Linked DNA regions of Homo sapiens: region 2 is linked to region 1. A link is a loop called in an ENCODE intact Hi-C map of the cell type or tissue named here. Cell type or tissue: heart right ventricle. All regions are shown on one strand.

Evidence for each region. Peaks named below come from ENCODE experiments on the same cell type or tissue, not always from the same donor. Only the 100,000 strongest peaks of a DNase experiment are listed, where the experiment ranks them.
Region 2: it touches region 1 in a loop (2.8-fold over the local background); 58 of 110 quality-filtered maps call a loop at or near these places.

The regions. Positions count from the first base shown.
Region 1 is chr16:4,513,502-4,521,501 of GRCh38, forward strand. CDIP1 (cell death inducing p53 target 1) reads right to left here. Exons shown (of 6, transcript NM_013399.3): 2 at 1,074-1,163; 3 at 545-643; 4 at 195-350. The coding sequence starts at 629. Among named protein-coding and RNA genes, the nearest start is that of CDIP1, 21 kb to the right of the region's middle. RefSeq lists enhancers at 1-243, 244-770, 771-1,298. In heart right ventricle, a CTCF peak has its summit at 4,487 (motif pointing right); a DNase peak (open chromatin) is centred at 4,461; H3K27ac peaks cover 4,237 bases.
Region 2 is chr16:4,581,837-4,589,836 of GRCh38, forward strand. It overlaps C16orf96 (chromosome 16 open reading frame 96), which reads left to right. Exons shown (of 16, transcript NM_001145011.2): 8 at 5,203-5,277; 9 at 6,331-6,495. Among named protein-coding and RNA genes, the nearest start is that of UBALD1, 29 kb to the right of the region's middle. RefSeq lists an enhancer at 3,315-3,815. In heart right ventricle, a CTCF peak has its summit at 3,788 (motif pointing left); a DNase peak (open chromatin) is centred at 3,805.

The DNA of each region.
Region 1 (8,000 bases):
TGAATAAGAGCAGTCCCACCTTCCCACGTCCACAGTCCCTGTCCACACACAGCCTGAGCCCTAGGCAAGGGCTGGTTGGGCGTGTTGGAGTCCCTGCCCTACAGCAGATGCCCACCTGTACTGAGGACAGCCAGCGCAGGCCAGACAGCAGCCAGGAGTTCCCCATGCTCCCCTCAGATCCCTTCCCCACTCACCCGGAGGCATGTAGGTGCCATCTGCACTCATGTGTGGTGGGATGAAGCCAGGCTGGGGCATTGGGTGACCCGGCGGCTCATAGGGTGGGGGGCCAATGTCCGCAGGGGGCAGTGGCATGCCTGGAGGGGGCTGCATCACAGCTGGGGAGGAACGGCCTGGACAGAGAGAGGCAGAAAGAGGAGACTGAGCTGGAGCCTCTGCACGATGAGCTCGACCAGAGGCCACTGTTTTGGGACACAGATGGGGCCCAGGGGTAACCCTGGAGTGGGCATCACCACTTAGAGAGTCCCAACCATGCCATGGCGGCAGGGGGCTGCAATATGGAGCCTCAGGAACAGTGACCCCCTACCTGGGGTGGGCGGGGCTCCACTTTTCTCTTCCAGAAGTGGGGCTGTGGGGCCCCCAGGATAAGGAGGGGGAGGCTCGCTGGACATCTTCGCTGCTTCTCCTGGACATGGAGGGAAAACCCAGACATGAACTAAGCTCCCAGCCAGGTTCCTTCTCCTTCAGCCCTGTGGGGTGGCCAAGATGCTGCACAAGGCGTGTGACCATCCTCAGAAGGGTCTGCCTCCAGGCACTGGGGATCCCCCACCTTTCCCAGGGCCACCTAGCCCAGAGCCACCATCCTCACCTCTCAGTAGTCACCTGCTCTTCCCTGTTTGGAAGCTGAAGGGCAAGGACAGAACCCAGGAAGCAGGGCCCAGTGAGGTAAAGTCCCCCAAGGAGCCTAACTCAGCACTTGCCCCACACGAGAGCAGTTTGGCACCGAGCTCTCCCCTCCCCAAACGTTTAGCGGGCACTAAGGCAGTCGGAGGAGACACTGGACCGATCTCTGCCACAGGCTGCACTGGGAATGGGGGTTCTGGGGGATTTCTTACCTCAAATCCGTGCTACTCAGAGAAGGGAGGCAGGTGAGGCTCCTTCAGCTGCTGGCCTGGATGGACAGGGAACAGGCAGGGCTCCGGGAGCTGTTTCAGGGGAAGGAAAGGCAGGGCCCTCAGCAGGGAGCAAGGGCTGCCAAGCCAGGGCTGGGCCCAGGGGCCTGGGCATACCACACAGTTCCTCCCCTTCCACATCCGGCTTCTCCCTAGCTGTCACTCTGCCATCCACACACCCGACCACCCCTCCATTCCTCGGTCCCGTCGCAGGTCTGCTTCCTCCCTCCCCCAGGACTGCTGGCACCCAAGGGCCACGGCTGGGCCCTCTGCCTCCCCTCCCACCAGGCCTGAGCTCCCATGCATGAGGACTGGACTGCCAGGCAAGCTGTGCTCTGGCCTGTGCCCTTCTGGTTTGTTTGTTGAGGTGGGGGTCAGGGGGAAGAAGAGTCAAGTGAAATCTTTTCCCTCATTTCTGTCACCAAACTCTCTGAGCACAGCTCAGAAAGGTGGGAAGCTTTTGCTCTTACTTAGCATCATAAAGGACTTGGGAAGTGGGGTTCAGTTACCTTAGCTAAAAGTAATAAAATGAGACAAAAATCAGTTTCAGTGGAACAAAAAATACAGGGAAAGGAGTGTTTCCCAGACAGCCCAGCACCTGCAGGGGATGGAGGGCACATAAGTTTGAATATAAAGTTTAACAAATCAGGGGCAGGGCCAGAGGAACCAAGTCCAAGCTCTTGGGTTCAACTATAAAGTACCATGGAAGTTTGAAAACTGAAAGAGATCAAAAAGCTGTTAGAAGAAAATGCAGGCATCAATCTTTATGACCTTCGATTAGGCAGTGGTTTCTTAGATATGACACCAAAAGCAAAGCAACAAAAGAAAGAAAACTTAAAGTGGATGTCATCAGAATGAAAAACTCTTGTGCTTCAAAGGATACCATCACATTTTATAATTCATAGATCTGATAAAGGACTTGTATTAAGAAATACAAAGAACTCAACTCAATAACAGAAAGACAACCCAATTTTTAAAAGGATTTGAACAAAGACTTCTCAAAAGACAAATGGCCAAAAGCACATGAAAAACTACTGAGCGTCTTTTCATAAGGGAAATGAAAACCAAAACCACAAGGAGACCATTTCCTATCTACTAGGATGGCTAAAATTTAAAAAGACAGTAATAGGCATTATGTAGAAAAACTGGAACCCTCATACACTGCTGGTAGGGGACAGCCCCTGCAAACCTTTTGAAGAACTGCCAGCCCCTGTTCCCCTTTTGAGGAACAGTCTGGCAGTTCCTCAAAAGGTTAAACCTAGAGTTACCAGATGACCCAGCAATTCCACCCCTAGTTATCTGCCCAAAAGAAATGAAAACCTGTCTACACAGAAATTTGTACACAAATGTTCACAGCAGCATGAATCATAATAGCCAAAAAGTGGAAACAACCCAAATGTCCATCAACAAAGTGGATAAACAAAACCGTAGGCTGCCCAGACAATGGAAGACGATTCGGCTATAAAAAGGAAGGAAGCACTGACACCCTACAGCATGAACTCTGAAAACATGCTTGGTGAGAGAAGCCAGACACAAAAGGCCACATACTGTATGATTTCACTTATATGAAATGTCCCCAATAGGCAAACCCATAGAAACGGAAAGTACATTAGTAGCTGTTTAGGTCTGGGGGAGAGGGGAAATGGGGAACATGGAATCTCCTTCTGGGGTAACGAAGATGCTCTGAAACCGATTGTAGCAACAGTTGAACGATTCTGTGAATAACTAAAAACCACTGAATTGTACACTTTAAATGGGTGAATTGAATGGTACGTAAATTATGTCAATAAAACTTATTTTTAAAAAAAATGAGGGAAAAGAAAATTAGTCCTACTGCAGCCCATCTCCACATGTCCCTGCTGGTCTGTATGCACAGGCACCTGTACCTTTTGGTTTTGTTTTGTAGAGACGGGGGTCTCACTATGTTGCCCAGGCTGGTCTCGAACTCCTGGCCTCAAACAATCCTCCTGCCTCGGCCTCCTAAAGTGTTGGGATTACAGGCAGGAGCAACTGCGCCCAGCCCATACCATATAAAAATATAGTTGCTGTCCTGACAGTTTTAAATCCTTTTTTTTTTTTTTTTTTTTTTTTTGTGAGACAGAGTCTTGCTCTGTTGCCCAGGCTGGAGTGCAGTGGCGCGATCCTGGCTCACTGCAACGTCTGCCTCCCGGGTCCCAGCGATTCTCCTGCCTCAGCCTCCCAAGTAGCTGAGACTACAGGCACACGGCACCACGACTGGCTGATTTTTGTATTTTTTTAGTAGAGAAGGGATTTCACCACATTGACCAGGCTGGTAAATCCTTTTAATGCTGTGTCACACATATTCCATCTTACAAGACTCCGTGACCGTTGATATTAATATTCCACAAAATGGGCATACTTGACCAAACCCTATTAAGACATTTAGGCAAGGCCCTACTTGCTGCTTTCATGAAATACAAGAGAACACCTCTGTCCACCGCTCTTTCCCTTTTGTTAGATTATCTCCTCAGGCTAAGCTTGTCAGAGTGAGATGACTAGGTCAAAGGACATGAGCATTTTATGCCTTTTTGAAAGGATGCCAATTTATAGTGCCAGTTATTAATTTTCATATTAAAATGTCACTTATTTTTATATGCATTTCTTTGGCAATCAGGAGACAGAACATCTTTCCAAGTGTTCAGAAATTACACCTCTTCTGAGTTGCCTTATTATCCACAGAAGACATGGAGGCCTAGAAAAGGATGGGGCGGGGCATAAGTCTAGGACCCCAGCATGACTCTCCCACCCTCCTGCCTGCACAGTGAATTCCAATGGCACAGGGTTAAGAAAAGGGAGCAGTGGCCAGGTGCAGGGACTTATTCCTGTAATCTAATCTCAGCACTTTGGGAGACTGAAGCTGGCAGATGAACTGAGGCCAGGGGTTCGAAACCAGCATGGTCAACATGGCAAGACTCTTGTCTCTACAAAAGAAAAATTTTTAAATTAGGCATGATAATGTATGCCTGTAGTCCCAGCTACTGGGGAGGCTGAGGCAGGAGGATCACCTGAGCCCAAGACTCAGAGGATACAGTGAGCCATGATCAGGCCACTGCACTCTAGCCTGGGCAACAGTGCGAGACCCTGTCTCAAAAAACAAAAAAAAAAAAAACAGAACAGGGAGTAGCAGCAGTGCCTCTTGGGGCTGGTCCTGGGGTCCCTTGCCCAGGCTGCTCCTAGCCTGCCAGGTGCCCTCCTGCAGGGGAGAAGAGGGCAGCCTTTCATGGGGCTTTACCTGCGTCTGGAAAACTGCTCCAATACGTTGAGTTGGAATAAGTGCCAGCCCCTGCTACAAACTCCCAGACTCCCAGAAAATGCTCTCTGGCGCCTCTGGGTGGCACCACCGTCCACCAAGTGGCCCAACACTGTGGTCTGCAGTGGTCTTGCTCATCGGGGAATGGTCCAGGCCCTGGGATGCTCTGAGCAGACCAGGAAAATAAGCTGCACTGTGCTTGGTGAGTCACTGAAGCACCTGCAGATCCCAGCCTGGGTCCCTTGCAGGGAGCACACACACACACACGTGTGCACACACACCCCATCTCTGAGAATGCAGGTGTTGCCTTTCTCTGGCCCATCTTTTCATCAAAGTCAACAGATATAATCCTATGATCTCCTAGAGCTCAAAAATTCTATTTCTGGAATTCCACATACAGCCTTGCCCATGATGATAGGGTGTAAGCCCACAGGGCATAGCCCTCCTTTGGTGTTCACCCAACCTGGGTACAGAAAATGCAGGCCACAGGGAAGGGTCTGGACCTGCACAGGGCTGGCTTCCCCTCCAGCTCGATGGCCACACCAGAGCCCACCTTCTCTTTGCCCCTCACCGGGGGCCGCAGGGCCCTGTTGCTCCTCCGTGTCTTCCCCACCTAGGGCCATGCCTGCTACTCACTGCTCCCCCTCACCCCTCCATATCCACATGCGTCCTCCTGCTGCCTTCCTGAACCCCAGCAGAGACTGCAGGGCAGGTCCTTCTCTACCAAGGAGAGGATCTGGAAAACAGCTCATGAAGATTTCCCGAATTCAAACACCCATTCTCCCAGTGCCTTCCAATACAAAATCAAACATGCATTCCCACAAAACCATGTTGTGTAGGGTGTAATAAAAACTACAAGAATAATCTTTCAATCACACGATCAGAAGCAAAATAGTTTTCCAATAAAACGAGTACTGTTCAAATTAAGCTACAAAATGGAAAATGTCTGATCTGAAAATGCAGCCCCAGCACCTCTGCTGTGGGAAGGTGCTGGTGAGGGAGGGGGCTAGGAGACCTGGGGATCTGCCCAGTTCCCAACAGAGGAGGAAGGGGAGACTTGCGGGGTCTGGGGAGCCCACTGAAGTCAACTTGCAGCCCTGACAAATCCAAGAGAGGCTTCTTGGCCTTCTTGCTTTAAATCTTGGATTTATTAATTGCAAACAAAATAGGTGCCTGTTTGAAAATCTTTACAAGTCAATCACAAACTTAATAGTAAGTCACTCCTATGGAAGACCAGAGGCCTCTGCAAAGTCTACCCCTCCACACCCTCTGGGTTCTGTGGCATGTGAAGGTGTGGAGAAAAAACCTGTTTCTCCTCTGCTTTCACACCATAACAATCAACAGAAAAGACTTCTGTGGCAAAACATGTGGGGGTTTCTCCCCAATAACAAGCAAGCAGTCAGTTCTGCAGCGGACACCAGGTGGACGTCTTCTAGTGGCATTCAAGTCTGATGCTACCGTGTCAGATCCCACAGGTTGAGGGCTCAGTTCCATGACTGCCCCCCACTTCTGATCATCGCAATTCCTAGCTTGCGACCTGCGCTTCTGACAGACTGGCTACAAATCACTATCTTGGGAGCGGATTCCTTGTAAGAGGATTAGCTAGTCTTTTGTGGGTGCCTCTCCCCGCGGCCCTTCCACCATGGGATGACACAGCAAGAAGGCCCTTGCCAGATGCTGGCAGTGCCTTGATCCTGGACTTCCCAAGCACCACAGTTTTGATGACTGATGGTGAGGCTTAATGGGAGTTGTTTGGGACATGGGAGGTGGATTCCTCATGAATAGATAAATGCCCTCCCTGGGGTGGAGGAGAAGCGAGTGACTTCTCACTCTGTTAGTCCCCGCATCCTTGCTGGTTGTCAGAAAGAGCCCAGCGCTTCCCCTCCCCTTCTCACCCCCTCTCTCGCCATGTGATCTCTGCACAGAGACCCCCCGTGCCTTCCACCATGAATGGAAGCAGCCTGAGGCCCTCAACAGAAGCAGATGTTGGCACCGTGCCATCCTATAAAGCCTGCAGAACCAGGAACCAAATACTCTCTTTTCTTTATAAATTACTCAGCCTCAGGTAATTTATAGCAACACAAATAGACTAAGACACCAGCCTCCAGAACTGTAAGGAGATAAATTCCTCTTCTTTATGAATGACCCAGTCTCAGGTATTCTGTTAGAGAAGCACAATGGACTAATACTACATCAAGACTTGACAAGTGGTAGGTTTTTTTTTTTTTTAGACAGAGTCTCGCTCTATCACCAGGCTGGAGTGCAGTGGCGCAATCTTGGCTCACTGCAGCCTCCGCCTCCCGGGTTCAAGCGATTCTCCTGCCTCAGCCTCCTGAGGAGCTGGGACTACAGGCATGCCACCCATCTAATTTTTGTATTTTTAGTAGAGATGGGGTTTCACCATGTTGACCAGGATGGTCTCAATCTCTTGACCTCGTCATCTGCCCGCCTCGGCCTCCCAAAGTGCTGGGATTACAGGTGTGAGCCACCGCACTTGACCGACAAGTGGTAGTTTCTTAAGGGTTAGTTGCCACAGGAATTGGAAGCCTTAACAATGGTTTTTTTCTAATGTGTTACATTAGAAGTCATTGGTGTACCTTGCATTTGGAATGGGTCTTTTACATAGACATGATTTCTTAACATCATGTGTGGGTCACCTGAAAATACGGGTTCCTGTAATGCAGATCTACCAATGTTGACACATCTCATTGAACAATATATATTTTTTTAAATCACATTGCTGGTATCACTACCAATGTCATTAAAGTCACTAAATATTGTTAACGCTAATCATCATTTGAAAGCTTGAATTTCATCACTGGCAACAAAGCACTAACAAATATAGAAACAGCAACATATACAAAAATAAAAGGTCAGTTGTTTCCCTTGAAGTAGCAAGTTCACTTTGCTCATTTTCAAGAAAGTGTATGCTAAATATCCAAATCTGAATAACCACGGTGTGTGCCAGTTGTTCTTTAAGTGAAGATGGAGTCCATGAAAAAGGCAGCTAGTTCGGCCCACACTTCAAATGAATGCACGTGTGCTTTTCCTCACGACAGCATCAAACTCCATTTGACATACTTCATGTGTGCCTCATTTCGTCACAAAGGATCTTAAAAAGCTGTGGACTCATGGGTCAGGACTTAATAAAGTTGATTTTTACTGCTTTTTCTGATGCAACACTGGTGTGTGTGTGTGTGTGTGTGTACTGTGTGTGTGGTGGTGAAGACTCAATTACAACAAGACCAGCACAGTGTGGTGCCAGTCTTGAGTCAGTGCAGGCCCCACAGCTTGTTTCCGCACTGCTCCTACACCATCAATGTGAAAGCCATCACAAACAAAGAGGCATGGTAACAAATCATGGCCGTGTTATTATTAAAACAGTTCTGATCCTAGCCCCCCGAGTGGTCTCAGGAAGCCCCCAGGAGACTGCAGATCACATTTCAAGAACTGCTGTGCTAGAGGAACCCCCACTAGAAGTTAAGGGGTGCGTATCAGCCAAGTGCAGGGCTGGGACAGGACTTCACAACCAGAAGGATCAAGAGTGGCCTGCAAGTCTTGGAGTCGCTCCTGGGGAGGCCCTGAGTTTGTTGTTCTGG
Region 2 (8,000 bases), 68 kb after region 1:
TCCCAGCTACCTGGGAGGCTGAGGTGGGAGGATTGCTTCAGCATGGGAGGTTGAGGCTGCAGTGAGCTGTGACTGCATCACTGACTCCAGCCTGGGTGACACAGAAAGACCATCTCAAAAAAAGAAAGCAAAGAAACAAGCAAAAAGCAAAAAACTCACTAACGGCCAGGCGCGGTGGTTCACACCTGTAATCCCAGCACTTTGGGAGGCTGAGGCAGGCGGATCACCTGAGGTCAGGAGTTCGAGACCAGCCTGGCCAACATAGTGAAACCCCGTCTCTACTAAAAATACAAAAATTAGCCGGGCATGGTGGCGGATGCCTGTAATCCCAGCTACTCGGGTGGCTGAGGCAGGAGAATCACTTAAACCCGGGAGGCGGAGGTTGCAGTGAGCGAAGATTGCGCCATTGCACTCCAGCCTGGGCGACAAGAGCAAGACTCAGTCTCAAAAAATAAATAAATAAATAAATAAATAAATAAATAAATAAATAATAACCCACCAAGGTTGTTTCCGTGAAGGCTTCCAAGTCGGGGGGCTGTTGCTGGGATGCACTGGGGTGTGTTGGGGGAAAAGGGACCAAGGAAACCCATGGCGTATGGCTGACCCCAAGGCTGGCACACTGTAATCAGGCTGGGACCCATTTGAGGCAACTTTGAATGGAAAATAACTCATTAAAGGGGAACCAATTCACAGCCTATGAAGTGGGGGTGGACAGGAGGGTTGGCTGTCTCTGGAGATGCTGGGCCGAGTGTGGGTGGACTGCATGCAGGGGTACGTGCTCAGACTGTGCACCACTGGCCAGGAACCAGGTCTCCTGCCAACACTCCTCTTCAGAGAGACCCAGGCCACCATGTCCTGGGGTCATCTTGGTGCCCTTTCTCCATGGAGCTGGAGCCAGTTCCATTCAGCATGTCCATCGTGCACCCAGCACTACGCCAGACCCTGCATGGGGGTGAGCAGGGGCTGCAGTGTCTGCCTGCGTGTCCGTAGTTGTCACTTATTAGAAAGACTCTGAAGCTGATGAAGCCCTGCCACGTGTGCCAAAACAGAGCACATCCCTTGTCCCAGGACCGTTGTCCCAGCTTCCTGGCTCTTGTGCTATGAAGATTTCATTGCTGGCCAGGCTCGGTGGCTCACGCCTGTAATCCCAGCACTTTGGGAGGCTGAGGCAGGCGGATCACCTGAGGTCAGGAGTTCAAGACCAACCTGACCAACATGATGAAAGCCGATCGCTACTAAAAACACAAAAAAATCAGCTGGGCGTGGTTGCGGGTGCCTGTAATCCCAGCTACTCGGGAGGCTGAGGCAGGAGAATCGCTTGAACCCGGGAGGCAGAGGTTGCAGTGAGCCGAGATTGTGTCATTGCACTCCAGCCTGGGCAACAAGAGCAAAACTCCATCTTGGGAAAAATCTCAGCACTTTGGGAGGCCAAGGCAGGAGGATCCCTTGAGGCCAGGACTTCAGGACGAGCCTGGACAATACGGCAAGGCCCCATCGCTAAAAAAATAAAAATAAAAATATTAGCCAGATGTGGCAGCGTACGCCTATAGTCCCAGCTACCAGGGAGGCTGAGGCAGGAGAATCACTTGAACCCAGGAGGTGGAGGTTGCAGTGAGCTGAGGTCATGCCACTGCACTCCAGCCTGGGTGACAGAGTGAGACTCTGTCTCAAAAACTAAAGTAAACTAAAATACAGTCTTAGGATTTTGAACCACACAAATGGTTTGTATTACCAATAGTTAAAGAAGAAAAATAAAAAATAATGTAGAACAAGTGTGGGAATAGGCAAATCAATAGGCCAAGAAGACTGGGCATGGTGGCTCACACTTGTAATTCCAGCACTTTGGGAGGCCGACATGGGCGGATCACTTGAGGTCAGGAGTTTGAAACCAGTCTGGCCAACATGGTGAAACCGTGTCTCTACTAAAAATACAAAAAAATTAGCCAGGCGTGGTGGCGCATGCCTGTAATCCTAGTTACTTGGGAGGCTGAGGCAGGAGAATTGCTTCAGCTCAGGAGGCGGAGGCTGCAGTGAGCCAAGATCGCACCACTGCACTCCAGCCTGGGCGAGAGAGCAAGACTGTATCTCAAAAAAAAAAAAAAAAAAAAAAAATAGGCCAAGAAGACCAGATCTAAGATTTACAAGAATTTAGCATATGACCACTACAGGAAGGATGGATTACTCCACAACCAGTGTTAGGAAAACCATTTCAAGGAATAACAGTAAGTCTTAAGTCCGATAGCAATCCTCTAGATGACACAAGGCAGTAGCACGGTGACAAATGCAGGATGGGAGCAAGATCTCATGACTGTGTCTCTGTCTTGCTCTCCACCATGTGACTTACATGTAAGACTTAGGTTTCCCAGTGTCGTTTTGGGTCTTGCTCTGTCCCCCAGGCTGGAGTGTAGTGGCCTAATCATGGCTCAGTGCAGCCTTGAACTCCCAGGCTCAAGTGATCCTCCCACCTCGGCCTCCTGAGTAGCTGGGACTACAGGCGTGTGCCACCATGCCTGGCTAATTTTTTTTTTTGAGATACAGTCTCGCTCTGTCGCCCAGCCTGGAGTGCAGTGGCGCAATCTTGGCTCATTGTAACCTCCGCCTCCCGGGTTCAAGCAATTCTTCTGCCTCAGCCTCCTGAGCAGTTGGGACTACAGGCGTGTGCCACCATGCCTAGTTAATTTTTGTGGTTTTTTTGGTTTGTTTTTTGTTTTTGTTCGAGGCAGAATTTCACTCTGTTGCCCAGGCTGGAGTGCAATGGCGCAATCTTGGCTTACTGCAACATCTGCCTCCCGGGTTCAAGTGATTCTCCTTCCTCAGCCTCCCGAGTAGCTGGGGTAACAGGCGTTTGCCACCACACTCGGCTAATTTTTTATTTTGAGTAGAGACAGGGTTTCACCACATTGGCCAGGCTGGTCTTGAACTCCTGACCTCAGGTGATTTGCCTGCCTCGGCCTCCCAAAGTGCTGGGATTACAGGCGTGAGCCACCGTGCCCAGCCAATTTTTTTGTATTTTTAGTAGAGATGGGGTTTCACCATGTTGGCTAGGCTGGTCTCGAACTCCTGACCCCAAGTGATCCACCCACCTCAGCCTCCCAAAGTGCTGGGATTACAGGCATTAGCCACTGCGCCCAGCCAAAATAATAAGATTATAAAACATGAATATAGCCTGGCATGGTGGCTTGCACCTATAGTCCCAGCTACTGGGGAAGCAGAGGTGGGAGGATCACTGGAGTCTGGGAGGTGGAGGTTGCAGTGAGCTGAGCTCGCACCACTGCATTCCAGCCTGGGTGACAGACTGAGACCCTGTCTCAAAAAATAAAAATAAAAAGCATAAATAAGGCCAGGTTTGATGGCTCTTGTAATCCCAGCACTTTGGGAGGCTGATGGGGGAGGATCCTTTGAGCCTAGGAGTTCCAGATCAGCCTGAGGCAACATAGTGAGACCCCTGTCTCTACAAAAAAAAAAAAAAAAAAAAATCCAGGTAGGTGGTGTCACCTGCAGTCCCAGCTCCTCTGGAAGCTGAGGCAGGAGGCTTGCTTGAGCCTGGAAGGCTGAGACTGCAGTGAGCTGTGATCAAGCCACTTTACTCCAGCCTGAGTGACAGAGCAAGAGCCTGCCTCAAAAAATTAAAATAAAAAAATTAAAATTAAAATAAAGAGGAGGTAACAGAGACTCAGCAAAGAAACGAGCCCAAGCCTGCTGGGCTGGGAGGGGGCCTGGAGTGGCTGTGGTTCAGAGCCCAGGCTTTGGAACAGACGTGCCTAGGTTTGAATCCTGATTCTGCCACCTGCTGGTTGGATCAGTTCCCTGCGGTTGCTGCGGCAAATCACTCTTGGGGTTCTGGAGGCGGGAATTCTGAAATCAAGGTGTCATAGGCTGTGTTCCACCTGAAAGCTCAGAGGGGCCTCCTCGCCTCTCCCAGCTTCTGGTGGTTCAAGGTGTCCCTTGGCTTTGGAGCAACTTGGATGGAGGCCGGGGTCATTATTCTAAGTGAAGCAACTCAGGAGTGGAAAGCAAAGACTGCATGTTCTCACTTGTAAATGAGCTAAGCCATAGGTGTGAAAAGACAGACCGAGCAGGATAATGGACACAGGAGACTCAGGATAATAGAGAGAGGGAAGGATAGAAAACTACATATTGGAGCCAGGCGCGGTGGCTCACACCTGTAATCCCAGCACTTTGGGAGGCTGAGGCAGGCGAATCATTTGAGGTCAGGAGTTCGAGACCATCGTAACCAACATGGTGAAACCCCATATCTACTAAAAATACAAAACTTAGCCAGGCGTGGTGTTGGGTGTCAGTGACCCCAACTACTCGGGAGGCTGAGGTGGGAGAATCTCTTGAACCCGGGAGGCGGAGGTTGCAGTGAGCCGAAATGGCGCCACTGCACTCCAGCCTGGGCGACAGAGCAGATTCTGTAAAAAACAAAACAAAACAAAACATGTTAAAGATACCCATTCACTTCTGTTGACACCCCAGTGGCCACACTAAGCTATAAGAGAGGCTGTGAAATGGAGTCTTGATTCTGGGCAGCTGGGTTCCAGCTAAAAGTCCAGAGTTCTGTTCGTAAGCGTGAGCGGGACACCCGACAGGAAGAGAGAAGTAGAAGCCTGTTTGCAGCTTTGCAGGAACTATGGCCCGACCCTCTGGGGAAATGGAGGCTCTTCCCAAGCTGACCAGCTGCTGCTCCTATTACAATGGGGATGTAGTAATTGGAGAGAGGGTGGAATTCATGGGGGCAGTTGGTTCTTTGTGGAGTTGTGGGGATAGGACGTGAGGTTTTTCCCTAACGCTTGAGCACAGTGTGTGTGGCTGTGATAAGTGCTCAGTTCATAGTAGACTGGAGTTCCTGCTGGGACCCCAGGACAGATCAGAAGTAGTAAACATGCCTTAAACATCCAGGGAGCGAAATCGTCCACATTGGTTTGTGCTTTCCTTCCTTGGGTCTAACTCCCCGTGGAGGAAAGTTCCTATGATACCATCTCTGAGGGGACAGCTTGTCCCAAGTCGCACGTTCCTTCCCTTTTCATCTGGGCACCTGGAGCCCTTGAGCCTGAGTCTTGTAACGCCCATGCCCACCTGCCTGCTGTCCACACGGCCTGCTATCCCTCCCCAGCATATGGTAATGGTAGAGGTGGGAGGTTGACATTTTATCCTCAAGGCTCTCCAGGATGGCAGACATGCCTGTGCTTCTGTTCTTAGACTCTCCAGGCTCAAATCAAAAGACTGGAAATGAACAAGGTGAATAAGAGCACGATGGAGGAGGAGCTGAGAGAGGTGAGTGAGCAGAGGTTCCTCTGCCTTCCCTGCTCCCCTACCCAGGGAAACGGCACCATCCAGGCAAAGCCCACCAAAGAGTCTTCCAGAATTTCCCTCCCCCTTTGTTCATATTGAAACCAGGAGTTGGCTGGGCGCAGTGGCTCATGCCTGTAATCCCAGCACTTTGGGAGGCCAAGGCGGGTGGATCACCTGAGGTCAGGAATTCGAGACCAGCCTGCCTGGCCTACATGATGAAACTCCGTCTCTAGTCAAAATACAAAAAGTAGCCAGGCGTGGTGGCAGGTAACTGTAATCTCAGCTATTTGAGAGGCTGAGGCAGGAGAATCACTTGAACCTGGGAGGCAGAGGTTGCAGTGAACCAAGATCATGCCATTGCACTCCAGCCTGGGCAACAAGAGCAAAAACTCTGTCTCAAAAAAAAAAAAAAAAAAAGAAAGAAAGAAAAAGAAAGAAAAGAAAGGAAAACAGGAGGCACATCAACTCCCATTTTCAGCAATTGAGGATTATTAACACTCTACTTGAAAATCACACATCAGCTGTGCACAGGGTGGCTCATACCTGTAATCCCAGCACTTTGGGAGGCCGAGAAGATAGGATCACTTGAGGCCAAGAGTTTGAGAACAGCCTGGGAAACATAGGAAGATCACATCTCTACAAAAAAATAAAAAAATGAACTGGGCATGATGGAACATGCCTGTAGTCCCAGCCACTCAGGAGGCTGAGGTGGAAGGATCCCTTGAGCCCAAGAGGTGGAGGCTGCAGTGAGCTATGATTGTGCCACTGCAATCCAGCCTGGGCAACCTTGAACAAGATCCTGTCTCAAAAAAACACATAATAATAAAATACATCAACTTCCCTGTTATAGGAAAACCTTGGCTTTGATCTCGAGATCGTGTTTGAATCCACGTAGACCCCAGGGTTGCATTTAAGCCAAGGCTAAAAGTCCAGAGTCCCAAACTAGAAGCATCAGACCCAAGGGGTGTGATGTCTCCCAGCTTTGCCTTCCTCCATCCCAGCAGCCATGCCTCCCTGAACTCCCTGTCTCCCTAGAAAGCTGACAGGAGTGCCCTGGCAGGCAAGGCAAGCCGCGTTGACCTGGAGACTGTGGCCTTGGAGCTGAACGAGATGATTCAGGGCATACTCTTCAAGGTCACGATCCATGAGGACAGCTGGAAGAAGGCTATGGAGGAGCTCAGCAAGGACGTGAACACCAAGGTGAATGCCCCCATGTTGATTTTCACTTTATTCCTAACAAATTAACCCAGAACTTAGCAACTGCAAACAACAAACGTTTTCAGTTTAGGAGGAGCAAGAATTTGGGAGTGACCCAGCAACTTAGCTGGGTGGCTCAGGGTTTCCTGTGAAATTGCAGTCAAGATGTCATCCAGGGCTGGTCTCATCTGAAGGCTCGAATGAGGCTGGATGAGCCAATTCAAAGAGATTCCCTCACATGGCTGTTGGTAACACTCTTCAGTTCCTCATCCCATGGACTCTGCCTTTGGGCCACTTGAGAGTCCTCATGACATTGCAGCTGACATCTCCCAGATCAAATGATCCAAGAGGGGAAGGAAGAAGCAGCAATGTCTTTTTTTTTTTTTTTTTTTTTTTTCATACAGGGCCTCACTCTGGGCACCTGCCCCATACATAGTCAATAAATGAATTGATCCCCATTTCACAGAGGAGAACACTGAGCCTCAGAGAGGTTATTATACTTCCCTCAGGAAACGCTGCTGCTCATGGTGGAGCTTGAGACTCAAACCCAGAGCTGCCTGATTCTAAACCTAATTTAACCTCTTTGGGCCAGTCCAGCCACCTCAGTTGCAAGAACCATGTAGCACTGTTGTTGGACCAACTGTTCCAGTCTACTATGAGGAAGGGGCTGTGACTCCTCTAGACACTTCCCCGGGGTCTGACACATCACTGGCAGTCAGTAAACGATGAATGAATAAATGAATGACTGTCACAGTCCCTCAGAGACTCTCCTCCTCCACCCCACATCCCTGCACTTACGCAGCCAGGAGAGTGGCATAGTTAGCCTCCAGGGCGGTCGCCAACCATACCTCTTGGTATTCACACAGTTGTTTAGCCCCCTCCCACATTGAATGGGACCAGCTTGTGTAACCTACAGGATATTAGAGAGATGATGGAGGGTGACCACCTTCCATCATAAAAGACATTGCAGCCAGTTGTGGTGGCTCACGCCTGTTATCCCAGTACTTTGGGAGGCCAAAGCAGGCAGATCACTTGAGCCCAGGAGTTCAAGACCAGCCTGGGCAACATGGTGAAACTCTGTCCCCCTACCAAAAAAAAAAAAAAGCCAGGTGTGGTGGCACATACCTGCATTTCCAACTACTCAGGAGGCTGAGGTGAGAGAATACCTGAGCCTGGGAGGTTGAGACTGCAGTGAACCAAAATCGTGCCACTGCACTCCAGCCTGGGCAGCAGGAGCACCCTGGCAGGCACTCAGAGTGAAACCCTATCTCACAAAAAAAAAAAAAAATGGGCGCAGAACAACCAAAAGCAACACATGAAGAGATTTTACTTGTTTCCTGGTTTAATTGAACCACATCTACAAATGGGCTGGAGATGACATCCAATTCAGGAATAGTTGCTAATTGTATTAAACATGATAATAGTGTTGTGGTTATATAATAAAATGTTATCACACTCAAATATTTATTAGTGAAATGTCACCATTTCTGTAACTTAAAAAAAATACT